Linked DNA regions of Mus musculus: region 1 is linked to region 2. A link is a loop called in an ENCODE intact Hi-C map of the cell type or tissue named here. Cell type or tissue: left cerebral cortex. All regions are shown on one strand. Links, peaks and the distances in the headings refer to the core of each region. The heading gives the core; the rest is flanking DNA. Region 1 has its middle 4.9 kb from the start of Gm46001. Region 2 holds the start of Mapk3 (mitogen-activated protein kinase 3).

Evidence for each region. Hi-C counts contacts between places; a loop is a spot of excess contacts. Peaks named below come from ENCODE experiments on the same cell type or tissue, not always from the same donor. Only the 100,000 strongest peaks of a DNase experiment are listed, where the experiment ranks them.
Region 1: a loop joins it to region 2, with 2.1 times the contacts of the local background. A loop is called at or near these places in 2 of 42 quality-filtered maps.

Annotation. Positions count from the first base shown.
Region 1 is chr7:126,478,879-126,484,253 of GRCm38, forward strand. No RefSeq gene overlaps it. Among named protein-coding and RNA genes, the nearest start is that of Gm46001, 4.9 kb to the right of the region's middle. In left cerebral cortex, for the core only: CTCF peaks have their summits at 2,950 (motif pointing right) and 3,668; a DNase peak (open chromatin) is centred at 3,815; H3K4me3 peaks cover 1,116 bases; H3K27ac peaks cover 1,167 bases.
Region 2 is chr7:126,756,020-126,761,394 of GRCm38, forward strand. It overlaps Mapk3 (mitogen-activated protein kinase 3), which reads left to right and starts at 3,607. Exons shown (of 9, transcript NM_011952.2): 1 at 3,607-3,799; 2 at 4,712-4,894. The coding sequence starts at 3,627. In left cerebral cortex, for the core only: a CTCF peak has its summit at 3,383; DNase peaks (open chromatin) are centred at 3,443, 4,629 and 5,190; H3K4me3 peaks cover 1,709 bases; H3K27ac peaks cover 2,327 bases.

The sequences.
Region 1 (5,375 bases), core at 210-5,209, 280 kb before region 2:
CAGAAATGTCTGGGTCAACCAGGCATGCATAGTAAGACCCTGTCTTGAAAATAAATAAAAAGGGCTGGAAAGATGGCTCAAAAATTGAGAGCAGTTGTTTTCCTTGCAGAAGACTTGAGTTCAATTCATGGCAGATACAAGGTGGCTCATAATCAACTATAATTCCAGTTCTACATACACACACTCAGGCACACACATAGAACAAATATTAAAAGATGAATAGCACACGCCTTTAATCCCAGCACTCGGGAGGCAAAGGCAGGTGGATTTCTGAGTTCGAGCCCAGCCTGGTCTACAAAGTGAGTTCCAGGACAGCCAGGGCTATACAGAGAAACCCTGCCTCGGAAAACCAAAAAAAAAAAAAAAAAAATTAGCCACGTGTGCTGGTACACTATAAGTGTTTTTGAGACAAGGTCTCACTGTGTAGTCCTATCTGACCTAGAACTCACTGTGTAGACTGGAACTCACAAAGATCTGGCTGTCTCTGGCTTCTGAGTGCTGAGATTAGAGATATTCAACACTGTGTCTGACCTAAACAAAATTTAAAAAACCAACCAAACAAAAAACAGGCAAGCAAATGAAATTTAATTTTTTAAAGTTCCAGTTGCTGAGTGTGTCTGAGCACAAGGTTCCATAGACATCAGGGAACAACTTTGAGGGGTCAGTTCTCTCCTCCTGCCACGTGGGCCTTGAGGATTAACTTGTCAGGTTTGGTCGTTGGTCCGGCGATTGGTACCTTTACTGGCTAAGCCATCTTGTCAGCTCGACTTTAGGTATTTAGGTGTCGGTTCCTGGGTCCCTGTTTTATGGCATAGGTCTCCAATAGCATGAGTTATAATATTTGAGCCAGGTACGATGACTCATACGTGTAATCCCAGCACTTGGGAGGCTCATACAGAAAGATCAAGGTAAATTTGAGGCCAGCCTGGGCTACATAGTGACTTTTACGCCAGCTCAGACTGTATAGTGAGACCCTTTCTCTAAAATAAATAAAATGAGGGCAGGAGAGGTGGCTCAGTGGTTGAGAGTACTGGGTGTTCTTCCAGAAGAGCCGGTTCAATTCCCAGCCCCCATGTAGCAGCTCCAACTGTCTGTAAATATAGTTCCAGAGAATCTGACATCCTTTTCTGTCCTCTTGGAGCATGAAGTACACACATAGGACAGACAGACAGACAGACAGACAGGCAAAACCCATACACATAAAAATAAATAACCCAGGCAGGTATAATGCACACAGCTTTAATTCCAGCACTTAGGAGGCAGAGGAAGGTAGATTTCTGTGAGTTTGAGGTCAGCCGTGTCCGTATGAAAAGTTCATCCCAGGCTAACATCAAGACCCTTTCCCAAATAAATAATAGCTACATTGGGTAGTTCATAACTATGTGTGGCCGGGTGTGGTGGCACACGCCTTTAATCCCAGCGCTTGGGAGGCAGAGACAGGCAGATTTCTGAGTTCGAGGCCAACCTGGTCTACAAAGTAAGTTCCAGGACAGCCAGTGCTATACAGAGAAACCCTGTTTCAGGGGGAAAAAAAACAAAAAACAAAAACTATGTGTGACTTTAGTTCCATGAGAACAAAACTAGAGTCTCCACTTGACTCTTAGGGTACCTGCATATACTTGCATACTCATGTTCACTGGAGGACTATGCGTGAAAGTTCAGTTATGGCATCAACAACCCTGGTGTCTACCAACAAAGGAATGGATAAAGGAAATGTACTATGGTTGGGACAGCTGACCCCCCCAGTGCACCTAGGTTTAATCCCCAGTCCCCACACTGGGGCTCTATAACTAGAGTACCCGGAGGTCTGGCATTCTCTTCTGATCCCCAAGGCTGCTACGCACTCATGTGATCCACGAGCATACAGACTGGGAAAACTCACACTAAGACAGAAAACGTGTATGTGATGAGGGCTGGAGAGATGGCATGGGATGCTCTTCCAAAGGGCTTGGTGACTCCCAGCACCCACATGGCAGGTCACAACAGTCTAACCCTAACCCTCTGTGAGCAATGAAGTTTTTAAGCCATAAAGAGCAAAGTTGTATTGTTTTCAGGAAAATGCTGATAACTGGAAAGAAGCACTAAGTGAACTAAGTCTCAGGAGGACAAAAAGCTGGTGTCGGTCCCCTGGGTCCTAAGTTATACAAAGATACACAAGGAGAGCAGACGGCTTGAAGTGAGACAGACCTGACTGGGAAGAGCGAGGGCTGGAAATGCTCACAGTACTCTAGCTGTACGAAAATGTCCTTAGGGCTGGGTGTGATCCTCCACCTGGGAAGCAGAGGCAGACAGATCTCTGTGAGTTCAAAGAAAAAATGTGGGCTTGGTGGGCTGGAGAGATCGCTCAGTGGTTAAGAGCACTGACTGTTCTTCCAAAGGTCCTGAGTTCAAATCCCAGCAACCATTATGACAACTTGTGACCAACCCACCTTAAATGACAACAAACATCCACCATCCACCCATCTCATGAATGAGGGTATTGTTCTCCTAAAGATTGATTCCTGCTGTCAGAAAGCAATAGCATTACTGGAAGTGGGGGTGGCTAAGAAAATTTGGGCATTGTTAAAGCTAACTGTATCATTTGCTGTCTAGACTCTGTGTGATAGAAAGTGCAGGCATTAACTGAAGTCCTGGATGGAACAGTCTGTGAGGCTGGACCATCATAGCTAGGCATGTGAAATTGTTCTGGATGCAGAGTTTTGAGGGAACAGCTTCTGAGGCAGCCTGTGAGGAGGCTGGATCGCCTGGGCTACTTGTCATCAGTGTCTGGTCCTTTTCTGTTGTCCATTGTATGATGTATTTATATATATATATTAATTTTCCAAACTCTACAAAATGAAACATGTAATCTAGTGATATTTCTCTAAGGTGTCATTATCAAATATAATCTGTATTCTTAACTCAGCCTAAGTTTATCTAGCATTTCTATGGGCTGCTATTCTACCTCTTTGTCACAAGGTGGCGGTATAGACTTCAGGTTGGATTCCTCGGAAGTTTTGTTCAAAGGATCATTAGATCTCTCTGTTTTATCGACTCTAATCTAGCATTCAATTTTTCACCCCTCTCTTTATCTAGGTCTGTTTTATTCTGATCTTTCTTAAAGAGGATATATAAAATTGTGAACACTACTGACAATTATTTCTGTGCTGATAATCGAAACAAAATTATATGGGATCGAAATGCCATTACCATTGTGACCTCCATTTTAAACAGAAAATAATTTCTTCTTAATCACTAACTCTCTCCTTCCTTCAGAGACTTTAGCTTTTAAGCACACTTACAAACTATCTTTATTTATATCCCCTTTGCTCTCCTTTCTTTGGAGACTATTCACATTTACAGAACATTTTTCTTTATTTCCCTTTCTCTCTCCTCCCTTTGGAGACTTTATGCAGATTTACCGAACATTTTTTATTTATTTCTCTTTCTTCTTCCTTCGGAGACTTTATTTTTTAATATTCAAACTCAGTATTTCTTTCTATGACCGTCTCTGTTCAGTTTCTTTTCCCTTTTACTGTTTTCAAATTTAATTCATTACCCTTTCAGAAGTTTGGGACTTCAGCCTTTTAGTCTGGACTTGGAGATCAGCTTGCTGGCCCTGGTGCCCTTCTGCGGCTCAGCTAGCTCCCTGCACTGATTGCCGGCTCCGCCCCTCGGCTTGGTCTAGCGGGTTACCCTACCGGTTCCGCCTAGTGCCAGCCCTGGACATGCCTCTCCAACGGACTATATGCTTCGTGGCTGCAGGCTTTTCCTAAGGGCGCTCGCCCCGCCCCGCCCCGCCCCGCCCCGCCCCGCCCCAGCTCCAGAAAGGTGGAGCCAGCAGCTGCACCAGGATGCGGCAGACCTGAATTGGGCTGCAGTCTCTGGGAAGTTATTCTAGCTGGACCATGGCTCAATCCGCCCCTCCGCGCCAGGGGAAGTGCACTGTTCTCTATCTGGCAGCCGGCTTTGCTGCTCAGCAGGGGTTTTTAGGGGAACCACCCTCAGCCGGTAGCCTTTCTGGATTTCCCAATCCCACCTTGCGCCTACCTCAGAGACTGTCACTGGGAAGCCGTGTTGCTTCAGGAAGTACTTGTTCCCAGCCTTCCATCCACGACTTTTGCAGGCTCTCAGCTCTGATTTCTAGCTCCATCTTCAATGCACCAATTATCACCAGACTGTCTCTAGCTGCCAGCCACCCAAGTAATGACACAGAGACCATTTATTAATTATAAAAGCTTGGATTTAGCGAGCTTGTTCCCAACTAGATCGTAAATGAAATTAAATCTTAAATTAACCCGTTTACACTAATCTATGTTCTACCACGTGGCTCACTACCTCTCCTCAATACCAGTACCTGCTTCTTCCTCCACATCTGGGTAATGAAACTGACTAGCAAATCTCCCGCCCAGAGTTCTTTCTAGGAGTTCCTAGCTCTGCCCAGAAGTCTAGCCTATACTCTCCTGCTTTGCCTTAGACCTTTCAGTTCTGTATTAAGCCAGTGAGAAGGTAAAGGAGATGCTTACAAAACACCGAGAGAAAAGGAAAAATACCTTTCCACACTGCAAACGAGATTAACCCAGGTGTCTACCACAGAGCTAAATAATAAATTGTTTGGGGTGGGGGATGGAAGGCCATTCCATTTCAAGATCATCTTCCAAAAATGTTAATGGTTCTACACACACACACAAAACTTTCTGTTATTTTTTCAAAACAGGGTTTCTCTGTATAGCCCTGGTTGTCCCAGAACTTGTTCTGTAGTCCAGGCCAGCCTTGAACTCAGAGATTTGCTTGCCTCTGCTTCCCAAGTTCTGGGACTAAAAGCTTTCACCAGCCTGGCTCACAAAAACCTTTTAAAAAGTTTTAGTTTAGGGGCTGGTGAGATGGCTTAGTGGGTAAAGAGCACCCGACTGCTCTTCCAAAGGTCCTAAGTTCAAATCCCAGCAACCACATGGTGGCTCACAACCATCTGTAATGAGATCTGACTCCCTCTTCTGGGGTGTCTGAAGACAGCTACAGTGTACTTACATGTAATAAATAAATAAATAAATCTAAAAAAAAAAGGGAGAGAGAGATATCAATTGCTTTAAAAAAAAGTTTTAGTTTATTCATTTATTTACTTACATGTGTGTGTGTGTGTGTGTGTGTGCACGCGTGTGCGTGCGCGCATACAATGATGCTCATGTGAAAATCAACTGTGGAATTTGGTTCTCTCCATCCAACCACATGGGCCTCAGGAATTGAACCCAGGTCATCAGGCTTGGTGGAATCATCTTTACTCACTGAGATATCTCACCAGGCCCTCACCTTTTCATTGGCTTTCTTGAGGCAGGATTTCCTGCATCCTACATCAGTCTCAAATTCCCTATATAACAGAGGGTGGCATTGAACTTTCC
Region 2 (5,375 bases), core at 316-5,315:
AGTGCTTGGCTCTCTGAACACTCACGATTGGTTCTATTGTCTCTTGATCTGTAACTTGTACAAGCACTTTTTCCCAATACCCTGGAGAGAAACAAGCCTAGGCTCTGTGTGTTTGTGAGGCTCCTGGATCACTCAGTTCTGGAAAATGAGGTGGGATGGCAGCACCAGAGTGTGGCTTCCATGTGAGCCGTCTATGGTTCCAAGACAGTGTGGCATCTGCAAAAGTCTCTGTGTGAAAAGTACTTGAGTCAAGTAGTGGCCCCTTCTTGACTCAAGTCAGCTAACTTAACTCTCAGACTCCCCATATGTTAGATGATTGATTCATTTAAAAGTGTCAGGCTGGGAGAGACGGCTCAGCAGACCCAGAGGGTCTGAGTTGCCAGCACCCGTATCAGGCGGCTCACAACCAACTGTGTGTAACTGTATGTATCACACAATTCTGAAAAACCCACAGTGGGCTATACCCTTCCTCATCACTCACTAATTAAGAAAGTGCCCTACAGCTTGTTTTTTTGAGACAGGGTTTCTCAGTATAGAAACCTGGCTGTCCTGGAACTCACTCTGTATACCAGGCTGGCCTCGAACTCAGAAATCCGCCTGCCTCTGCCTCCCAAGTGCTGGGATTAAAGACATGCGCCACCACTACCTGGCCTTACAGTCATATCTTGTGGAGGCATTTTCTCAACTGAGGTTCCCTCCTCTCCAGTGGCTCTAGCTTGTGTGCCTGCACAGGTGGAGAGCCAAGTGGTTCATTGATTGCTCGGGGGCCAGGGCAGGTCCAAATCCTGTGGGTGCTGCTGGCTACTGAGATGCCTGGTTCTGGGTTCTCCGACTTTCCAAATCTGATGACGCCACCATCACAACTCTAGCCTTGCTAAGCATACAGACCCCACCATACCCTCAGGGCCAAACCTTGTCAGTTTATGGGGGCTGGAGAAATGGCACAGTGGTTAAGAGCACTACCTTCTCTTCCAAAGGTCCTGAGTTCAAATCCCAGCAACCACATGGTGACTTACAACCATCCATAATGAGATCTGACACTCTCTTCTGGAGTGTCTGAAGACAGCTACAGTGTACTTACATAGGAAAAAAAAATAAATCTTAAAAAAAAAAAAAAAAGCCAGGCGGTGGTGGCGCACACCTTTAATCCCAGCACTCCAGAGGCAGAGACAGGCAGATTTCTGAGTTCGAGGCCAGCCTGGTCTACAGAGTGAGTTCCAGGACAACCAGGGCTATACAGAGAAACCCTGTCTCAAAAAAAACAAAACAAAACAAAACAAAACAAAACAAAACAAAACAAAACAAAAAAACAACAAAAAACCCCTGTCGGTTTGAATTTCAGACTTAAGTGAGTATGATGTTACAGGTCTGTAATCACAGCACCTTCACACATACGCACTTACAACACAGACACACAAACATTAAATAACAGAACACATTTTAAACATGCTTAACATTGGTCTGCCAGGCACTGGAGGTACAATAATGAACATGATATGATCCCTAGCCATCCATCTGCAGGGACCAGACGGAACCTAGAAGCAAAGGAGTGATTTTTATTTTATTTATGCACTTAGAGACAGGATCCTGGGGCCGGATAGATGGCTCAGTGACTAAGAGGCTGTTCTTCCAGAGACCCTGAGTTCAGTTCCCAGCAACTACATTCTGACTTACAGTCATCTATGATGGCATCCAATGCCCTCTTCCGATGACAGAGCAGTCATATACATAAAATACATAAACAAGCCTTTAGAGACAGGAGCTCACTGTACAGCCCAGGCTATCCTCAAACTGACAGTCATCCTACCTTGGTCTTCCAAGTGATCACAGGGTTCTGGTTGTTTTTGTCAAATCTAATTATTTTATTAAGTAAATAATGTGTAGAGGTACCTGAGTGCAGCATGTGTATGCAGGAGCCCTCGAAGGTCAGAAGAAGATGCTGAATGCCCTGGAGCTACATGCTTGTGAGCTGCCACGTGGATGCTGGGAACTGAACCTAGAGTCTCTGCTGAAGCAGTAAGTGCTCTTATCCCTGAGCCATCTTTCCAGATTGTCAAATCCAAACTTAAAAATGACATCCTTAGTGCTGGAGAGATGTGTTAACCTTGAAGAACACATACCGCTCTTCCAGAGGACCCAAGTTTGATTCCTGGCACCTATATCAGGTGGCTCACAACCTCTTAGAACTCTAGTTGCAGAAGGTCTGATTCCTCCGGCCTTGGTGGGCACCTGCACTCATGTGCACATACCTGTAGGCAGACATGCACGTAATTTTTAAATTCTATTTTATTTATTTTGTGTGTGAATATGTGTCTGTCCACATTCATGCTATAGCATGCTTGTGTTGGTTGGAGGAAAACCTGCAGGAGCTAATTCTCTACTTCCATTGTGAAGGTCCCAGAGATCCAACTCAGATCTTTGGGCTTGCTTGGCAAGCATCTTTACCTACCCAACCATCTTACCAGCCCAGCGTGGGGGGAGGGGGGGACAGAAAGACAGAGACAGACAGAGACAGAGAAAAGGTGACAGTGAATTTAAATTGATTTAGTTACCTTTGTCCACAGCTACCACCCTTTCCCTCCTTCTCCCGTGAAGTGAGCTGGGTTGCACGTCCTCTGGGCAATCAGGCAGAGGATTTGTACGACACTGGGGCCTCAGCACACACCTGAGCCCCCCTGCAGGCCTGTGTCTTCACACTGGAGTCAGGACCGACTTCACAGCTTCACAGTGCTGCCTGCCGTCCACCACCCTCCAGATTGCTTCCTCATTATAAAACGTAAGATATACTCCCTCAGCAACTCAGGGTGGCCCACTCCTACCAAGTCTGACAGCCTGAATTGGACACCTGGGACCCACATGGTGGAAGGAATCAGATGTCCTCTGACCTCCACACAGGCTCTGTGACATACTTACGCTCCAACACACAAAATTAATAAATGTGGCAAATAAACGAATAAGAAATTATGGAAGCTGGGCATGGTGATACATACAGCTTCTAACTAATCCTAGCACTGGCGAGTTAGTATGTTGAGGCCAGCCTGGTTACCTAGTCTACATAGTGAGTTCTGGAACAGCCAGTTCCATGTCAAGAGACCCTCTTAAAAAAGAAAGAGAGAGAGAAAAGAAAGGATGGAGATGTGGCTCAGTGGTAGGATGCTTGCCTAGTAGCATCCTGAATCTGTATGATGGCTCAGGCCTAAAGGCAGGAGGATGTGTTCAAGGCCAACCTCCACCACATAGAGAGCCTTTGGGGCTAGCCTGGATTACCACTATCTGTTTAAATGAAACAAAGATGTGAGGCAGGTCTTCAAAGGTTAACTGTAAGCCGGGTGGGTTCCCTTAGCATTACTGAGGGCCACTGGCCCCTGGGGCTGCAGAACTCTCTTGGCAGACTAAAGTACCCTAGTGGCCAAGGCAGGGAAGGAACAGCGTAACTAGGCGGGAAAGCCGGGTGCGCGCCCAGGAGACCATGTGACGTCTCGGGCCCGCGCAGGCTCGCCCGGCAGGCGCGGGGGCGGGACGCGCGGGGGCGGGGGCGGAGCCTGGCGCGCGGCCCCGCGGTGACAGGGCGGTAGGGAGGGGCGGGGCCGCGGGCGGGGCAGCGGGGGGAGGCGGGAGGAGTGGAGATGGCGGCGGCGGCGGCGGCTCCGGGGGGCGGGGGCGGGGAGCCCAGGGGAACTGCTGGGGTCGTCCCGGTGGTCCCCGGGGAGGTGGAGGTGGTGAAGGGGCAGCCATTCGATGTGGGCCCACGCTACACGCAGCTGCAGTACATCGGCGAGGGCGCGTACGGCATGGTCAGGTGAGGGGGCGTCCCGGGAGGGGGCTTCGGAGCAGGGACAGCAGGTGTGTGCTCGGGACATGGGGGGCTCAGGGAGTGTCGCAGGGGAAGTATCGTGCAGTGACTTCTGGAGGACTAGGCGCTACTTTCTCCAGGGAGGGGGGTTGGAGGCTTTGAAGCCACCTTGTATTGTTAAGGGAGGGGCACCTGGGGGACCCTAGAGATAAAGGTGGAGCTAAGAGGATGAAGGGGGAGTGAGGGACCCACGAGCAGGTAGTGGGAGCCTTGGTTCCCCCCTGATGAGGCTGTGACAGAGAGTTTGAGAGAGGAGAGCAAAGCTCAGGGTGGGGCAAACCTTTGCACCTCTGCCCCTGGCAAGGCTAGGGGCCCAAAGTAGGGAAGGGTCTCTAGAATGTGCCTTATTTTGTGGTATACGGGTTTGTGAGTTCTCGCTGCCCCACTGTGTGCTCTGCTCTGGGCCTTTGTTCCTATGGGAGCAGCTCTGACCCAGGAACCGCACAGGGAGACCTGCCTGCCCCTCCTTATCTCTTCTCTCCTGTCCCATTACTGAATCCTCTAGGCTTCATCTACTTTCTCCATTTAACTCCTATCCCCTGGACCTGTCTGGGATTGAGAGAGTCCAGCTTGGGAAAGGGGAGGAGGGTGAGGGCAACTAGAATGTAAGAGGGTCCAGGAGAAAGGAAGTCGGTGAGTGGCCACTCTCTTCCTCTGTTTGTGAAGTCACTGAAAGGCTGCCTGGCTGATACCCAGCTTTCCCCTGGAGATCCCAGGCCTTCACAGCAGGAAGGAGCCAGCATTGTTTACATTTGGCCAGAACCCTCTCCTCCTCTCTCCAGTCCCTGCCAAGACCTGGGTGGGGCCAACAGGCCTGGATTCCCCCTTTGTAAGGCCACATCTCTCTGGCCCTCTCAGCTCAGCTTATGACCACGTGCGCAAGACCAGAGTGGCCATCAAGAAGATCAGCCCCTTTGAGCATCAAACCTACTGTCAGCGCACGCTGAGGGAGATCCAGATCTTGCTGCGATTCCGCCATGAGAATGTTATAGGCATCCGAGACATCCTCAGAGCGCCCACCCTGGAAGCCATGAGAGATGTGTATCCTTCACCTTAGCCACAGCCCCAGAGTAAAGCTAGGGAGCTTGGCTCTGTTGTCTGTGGTCATCTTTTGTACTACCCTCCAAAAAAAAAAAACCCCAGCAAAGTAACTTTTTAGCAGAGAGTCTACAGAGCATGAGAGCACACTGGCAGGCCTTGGATCCTGGTCTGTCGCAGCCAAGTGGAGTGGCCTTGAACACATCCCTTTCTGCTCTGTGCCCCAGTATGGTGTGTGGGGAGGGAGAATGCTGTGGAAAAAACGATCTCTATGGGAGCTTTGTCTTCTGACATCTGCAGGTCTGTGACATGACCCAGTCTCTGCCCACAGCCTGTTCTTGCTCAACAGACTCACGATTCTTTCTTTAGAGACCTCACACTGGATGGAAAGCAAAGAAGAAAACCGGTATTGGGCAGGCCTAGTGCTTTGGTTCTAATTCAACCTTCTAGCTTCCCTGTGTGACGGATGAGTTTTACTGTGTCC